2 separate regions of the Homo sapiens genome follow, and region 1 is linked to region 2. The links are chromatin contacts, found by Hi-C or POLR2A ChIA-PET in ENCODE. All regions are on one chromosome and are shown on one strand. The core of a region is the stretch at or near the end of the contact, and the rest is flanking DNA. Distances in the headings are between cores, read along the strand shown. Region 1 holds the start of RAB5B (RAB5B, member RAS oncogene family). Region 2 holds the start of PRR13 (proline rich 13).

Region 1 (3,459 bases), core at 69-2,568, 2.5 Mb before region 2:
CTGGGCTTTTGAAGTAGACAAAGAACAAGGGGTGATGCCAAGCTTTTGAAATGGAATTTCTCACTCTTCCCCAAATCTCTTCCTCAGTGATATCACCGCATAGTTTCGGACCTGTTAACTCCATTACCTGCCTGGGAAATACCCAAGTCAAGTCTAAGTCCCACAAAAGTTTCACCAACTATGATCAGAAGATCTCCTGATGGCTGAGGATCTCTAAGCCCCTTTCCCATGTAGATAATGAAATAGATATGAAATAGATTCTCAGTTCTAGGAGACATGGTATTTGCTATAGACCACATTATTAAGTGGGAAAGAAGTGGACAAAACATGCCCCCAATCCAACTTCTTAGCTCTTTCATAGGACATGAAACAGTAAGTTAAGAAACAGACTGCAGTATAGACCAGCTATGAGGCCAACAGAAAGTGTAGGGGCTGAGTTTGGAGCAGCCAACAGTCATGGAAAAAAAAAAATTACTTTGATCTTCATCCCTACCCTGGGAGTTTTAAAAAGCTTCAAATTACCACATCTAAACACTAAAGGGAACAAAAGAGTGTGTACTCCCAAGACCCAGAGCCCCCAGCCCACCCTTCAGCATTCCCAGAAGTTCCCATAACTGATACCAGGCCCTGCTTCCATTACTTCAACTACCTTAGTCTTCTAGATTAATACAGCCTTCTTCATTTTCCCCAGTTCTCCCTCACTGAACCCAAATCTCTCTCAGCTCAACACCATAGCACCCTCAGTTCTTTTTACAATAGGCACTTTCCCTGAAAAGAACGCTTCTTACCCAACTAAGAACCCTTCTCAGGCCCTTCCAATGAACCTCTCTGCAGGGACCCAGCCCCAGTCACCCCCGGGGCTCGGGCGACAGGTCTGACCCTCCTCACCTCCCGGCAAATGGGCTTACCTCACCCGCTGCCCTGTTCCTTTCCCCAGCTCCTCCCTCTTCAGCGCTGCTTAATGAGGCCTGCCCCTGCCCTCACTCAAGCTCCAGGCCTCCAGCCCCCGGCCCTCGGCCTGGCCGCCGCCACAGCCCAGCCGCCTTCCCGACTCACCAACTTCGGGGTCCCAGGCCGCCCAGTCCCCTCCTCAGCGACCCCCATTAGGCCTGCCGGGGCCCGGCCCCCTTCTCCCCTCTCCGGTGGGCCACTCTAACCCCTCGCTTAGGACCAGACCCGCCTCCGCTCTCAGGCCAGGCTGCTCTCATCTCCCGGGCGCTTCCGCCCCTGCCCTTTGGGCTCCATCAGCTCGGTACCTGGGGCTCCGTCTCCCCCGTCGGCCCCAAGCCTGTGTCGAACAGACAAACAGCTGCAGCTCAACCAAACCCTCCTGCCCCTCCTTCTCCTCCTCGCCCTGGGGCGGGGCTCCAGCCAATAGCTCGATTACCCGCCTACCTTCGAGGGTGGGCTATATGTGCACTCATCCACCAATCCTCTGGAGAAAGGCGAGTCTCTTTGGGCGCTGTCACCAACAAGTACGAGCAAGGGACGCGACAGGCGGGGCCACAAGCCAATAGCGAGGGAGAAACCTCGAAGATGGACGAGGTAAGGAGCCATTAAAGAGCAAGCTCCTGAAGACAGGGGGCGGTACACTGCCGACAGGCGTATGTATCCACCAATAAAATCTCGACACCCCATGACCCCGCCTTTTGACTCATAAACATCTAATCAGGTGAGTGATGGAGGCGGGTCAAAGTGAAACTTTAACCAGTACTGCGAAAATACGGTACTTGACTGGCAGGCAAGGAGGGGTTGAAGGAAGCCTTAGGAAGGCCGCTACTGACCTTCGCCCCTCCCCCTGGACTTGGCTGGGGCTGGCTCTAGTGCCCTGCCTTCTATGACAAATTCGCGGGCGTAAAGGGAAATACCTCTTCTAGGGATCCGGAGCCTGGGAATTTAAGTAACCCTGACATCAGCGCTTCCTCCTTTTAGTGAGGCTTCAGTGGACAGGCGTATTTGGGGTGGCCGCGGGCGGTCTGAGATGTTTTTTGGTGGAATGAGACAATGGCAACTACAAGAAGTGGTAGCTTGGAGACGCTTTTTCAGAATCGTATGTAAATGTAAATAAAAGAATCTTTGGAAAACTTTTCTGTCTGTGATATGAAACAGAAAGGAAAAACGGCGGGCTTACTGGGAAATGCAGTGTCGAAAGGCAAATTCCCCGGGAGCCCTCTTCCTGCCGCTATGTATGTGCATGGGTGTGTGTATGTATGGGGTGTGTGTGCATATATGGTGTGTATGTGGTGTGTGTGTATTTGGTATATGTATACGTGGTGTGTGTGGTATATGTGTGTATATGATGTGTGTGTGGTGTGTGTATGTGATGTGTGTGTGGTGTGGTGTGTGTGTGGTATGTTGGCTGGGGGAAAGGAGGTTTGCTGGTGTGTGGAGAAAGTGAAGTAGGAAGTATATAGGCTTCAGTTTCCCCAGCCATAAATAGGGATGATAATAACCACTTTGTTCACCGTCAGCACTAGCCAAAATGGGGTGGGGTGGGCAGCCATGCACAGAGAGATTAGGAAAAGGGGTCTGAAATCAATGATCACATACACACATTCATATTCTGTCTCCCACCATTCTTTCAGTAAATAAGAGGAGGAAAGAGATGAACTATAAAACTAGGCACATTTTTTTAATGAGCTACAAACTAAATTACAAATAACGTTAATAGCAAGAGCACTCAAGGACAAGGGTGACAGAGACAAATCATAAAAAAAAAATGCTTTTTTTTTTTAGCACTGTCATTACAAAACCCCAAGGTGCACATGGCAACAAATCCACCCACTATGACCAAAAAAAAAAAAAAAAAGCCAACTCTACTATTGGATATAACCTGAAATATAAATATAATTGTTCATCCTTCTTTTAAAGAAATATTTTTACCCATGCCCTCACTCAATCACAGCCCTGAAAAAGTGTCAGCATTCTCAAAATGATGCCTAAACCCTAACTTCTAACTCCTATGGGGTAGGAGGTGGACGTCAGAGGAAAATGGGATCAGGGATCCTTGGCAACTGAACAACTAAGAATACTAAAAGGAAGAGAAAAATTCAAACATCTCTCACCTGCCTCATAAGGCCATGGTGAAGCAATAGATTGGAATGAAGCACAATCCCTGTCTCAGGGCCTCCCAGATTCCTCATGCCTGTAGAAGGGACAAACAAGGGGACTGGGGCCAATCATTTTTCTGCAGCCCCACCCGGGCTGAGTCTTCAGTCTCCCAGCCTATTAGGTGAGGCAAAACACTAACTAGGGTATAAACTGATTGGATCTATTTTTTCAACCGAATTCTTTAAAATAGACTCCTCCCAGTGGTTTTGTTTTACTTGGTTCTCAAAAGCACCAACTTAGCCCCCGCTATCATTTGGCCTTTATAAACATTGTGGCAGCAGGAGGCTTGGGATCCTGGTCATCCCAAACACTGGAAATAATAATTATGGGGCATTCAGAGATTGGTAC
Region 2 (3,111 bases), core at 609-3,108:
ACGGTTGGCATCCTGGATACCCTGGCTGTGGCACAGGATGAGGGGGCCCACCTGGGGGGAAAGCTGGATTGCCATGGGGAGCTCCTGGGGGAGGAGGACAGGGGCCTGGGGGAAAGGGTGGATTAATAGGTGGTGGGTGGGCAGGATTGGAACCTCCAGGGCACCCAATATTGGGGGGATATGGATTTGGCCCTGGCTGCCCTGGTGGAAGAAGCAGAGAATAAACATTAGAATTCCCCAGAGTCTCCAACAACAAACAACAAAAAGAAAGAGATTCTTTCTCACTCAATACTTAAAGGGAAACGGAAAGATGACAAAGAAGAATGGAGGGTAGGGGAGACAAACTTGAGTTGGGGAGAAAAGGGGGAATGTCCCTGGAAGGGCTAGGGAGAGGAGGGAGACAGTGAACTCTGAGGAAGACAAAAGCACTGGTCAGTCCAGGCGCGGTGGCTCACGCCTGTAATCCCAGCACTTTGGGAGGCCGAGGTGGACAGATCTCATGAGGCCATGAGTTTGAGACCAGCCTGGCCAAATTGTGAAACCCCCATCTCTACTAAAAATACAAAAAGTAGCCGGGCGTGATAGCATGCGTCTGTAATCTCAGCTACTCCAGAGGCTGAAACAGGAGAATCGCTTGAACCCAGGAGGCGGAGGTTGCAGTGAGCCTGGGCAACAGAGACTCCATCTCAAAAAATAAATAAATTAAATTAAATTAAAAAGCACTGGTCAGCTCTAGACTAAGGACTTTGCTTTTGCGGGTACAGCAGGTCGGGGGTAGGGGAGCTGATACAGAAACTTCCTGTTATAGAGCCCATCAGAAAAAGGGTTAGGGGTGGAACAGAACCCCCAAACACCTACCGGCATTGGGATTCCACATGTTTAGGTGTGTCCTCCAGCCTGAGGAGAAAGAAATGAGGCAAAAAAGATGACGGTCTAGAGGTAGGAAGTGGACTTAGCACCGGAGCCCAGCCCTAACGTCTTCCACCCCACAGTAGGCTCTCCTACCTGGAGAACTACCACAACTTCCACATAAGAAATGTCTCTTTTCTGGCTGGGCGCGGTGGCTCACGCCTGTAATCCCAGCACTTTGGGAGGCCGAGGCGGGTGGATCACGAGGTCAAGAGTTCGAGACCAGCCTGGCCAACATCGTGAAACCCCGTCTCTACTAAAAATCTAAAAATTAGCCGGGCGCGGTGGCGGGCACCTGTAATCCCAGTTATTCGGGAGGCTGAGTCAGGAAAATTGCTTGAACCCGGGAGGCAGAGGTTGCAGTGAGCCGAGACCGCGCCACTGCACTCTAGCCTGGGCGACGGAGCAAGACACCGTCTCAAAAAGAAAAGAAAAGAAAAGAAATGTCTCTTTCCACTTGTTTCTTCGCCCTCAATACCTACTTGGTTCCTAACACAGGAATCTAGTTCCCAGGGCCCCTCCACCCAGGTGGAAGCGTCTAACTCTTCGGAAGTAGGCAGTACCCGCGAGTCTCGGCCCCACCATCACTCATCTCCCTTTCCCTGGAACTGAGTACGGAGGCCTTTAACCACGCACAGAGTAAGAAAGGATCTCAAACAACTTTCTCTCTCCCTGGGGAGGACCCCACCTCAGGCTAAAAAAAGGATACGCCTCGAGGCGAAGTAAGAAGGAAGTTGCCCAAGAACCTCAAATACTTAAATATGTGGACACAGCCCCCTTCCTCCAAAAAAGAAAAAAGGCAAATGAAGATCCTAGCCCCAAGCTGCGAAGAGACTCTTGACCTAGCAAGGGGAAAAGGAAAAACCTATGGAATCCAGATACCCCATCACCTTTCCACCGCCGCCTGGGCTTGCTGCGTTCTCCTTCGCAGTCTCGGCTCTTCCTAGTCACCCAGACCCCGTGCTTCGGCACCCGCCTCTGCTACTGCCTAATTGGTAATTATGTGGCCGCTCGACTGATGATTAGACAACAAACTAATCAATCACTCTGGTCCGACTGAGGAGGAAACGGTTGCTCTAGGGGCGGAGCGGAGCCCTTTACGGCTAGGCCAGTACCGAGAAGCCGGAAATCTCCTGGGGGCGGGGCTAGGCGGAGAGCGCTGGAGGGGGCGGGGCCAGCTGCTGGGCAAAGTCCTAGAGACACCGAGAAGAAACTCTTCCCTTGCTCTCTTACCTCATGGTTCACTGGGTGCAATACCTTGTAAAATGAATACACTATGGTAAGTGTTGTAATACAGATATAGACAGAGTTCTCGGCAAGGGCAGAAGAGCTGCTGAGTCCCAGCCCCAAGCCTCAATGTTCCCGGCTCCGTCTTACACTCGCAAGGGAAGCAAACAAACATTCTTGCGGAAGATACAGAGATTTCATAATCTCTCCCAGGATTCCCTCTCTCAATTGCATAGCTCCGCCATCTGTCAAGTAGCCTAAACCAGAAACCAAGGAGGGCGTCCGTGATCCCTCTGCCTCCTTCACCTCCCTTACCCCAAATTATCAGTTTTGTCTCTCAAATATATCTGGAATCTCTCCACTTCTCTCTGTCTTCCCTGCTCCAAACCTCCCATCATCTGTCGCCTGGATTCATCTCTCCCCTGAATTGCTACAATGGCCTCCCTACAATGGCCTCCCTTTTTTTTTTTTTTTTTTTTTTTGAGACGGAGTCTCGCTCTGTCACGAGGCTGGAGTGCAGTGGTGCGACCTCGGCTCACTGCAACCTCCGCTTCCCGGGTTCAAGCGATAATCCTGCCTCAGCCTCCGAAGTAGCTGGGACTACAGACGCGGCTAATTTTTCTATTTTTTAGTAGAGATGGGATTTCACCATGTTGGCCAGGATGGTCTCGCTCTCTTGACTTCGTGATCTGCCCGCCTCGGCCTCCCAAAGTGCTGGGATTATAGGCGTGAGCCACCGTACCCAGCCTTTAAAAAAAAAAAAAAAATACAAGTGGCCGGGCGCAGTGGCTCACGCCTGTAATCCCAGCACTTTGGGAGGCCGAGGCAGGCGGATCACAAGGTCAGGAGTTCGAGACCAGCCTGGCCAATATGGTAAAACCCCGTTTCTACTAAAAATACAAAAATTAGCCGGGCGTGGTGACATGTGCCTGTAATCCCAGCCACTTGAGAGGCTGAGGCAGGAGAATCGCTTGA

The links. A loop is a pair of places that touch in the nucleus more often than their neighbours do. ChIA-PET counts read pairs that join two places held with the same protein, here RNA polymerase II (POLR2A). Pooled maps may share reads with other maps.
Region 1: a pooled map shows a loop between it and region 2 (6-fold over the local background). The contact joins the promoter of RAB5B here to the promoter of PRR13 in region 2. A Hi-C loop is called at or near these places in 3 of 50 pooled maps. POLR2A ChIA-PET finds 5 or more read pairs at or near these places in 2 of 52 experiments (AG04449 and T-cell).

Annotation. Positions count from the first base shown.
Region 1 is chr12:55,971,937-55,975,395 of GRCh38, reverse strand. It overlaps RAB5B (RAB5B, member RAS oncogene family), which reads right to left and starts at 1,318. Exons shown (of 6, transcript NM_002868.4): 1 at 1,257-1,318. CDK2 (cyclin dependent kinase 2) reads right to left here. Exons shown (of 7, transcript NM_001798.5): 7 at 2,607-3,459. RefSeq lists an enhancer at 1,425-1,574.
Region 2 is chr12:53,440,481-53,443,591 of GRCh38, reverse strand. It overlaps PRR13 (proline rich 13), which reads right to left and starts at 1,858. Exons shown (of 4, transcript NM_018457.4): 1 at 1,800-1,858; 2 at 859-897; 3 at 1-201. The coding sequence starts at 877. RefSeq lists a silencer at 1,861-2,010 and enhancers at 2,301-2,390, 2,121-2,886.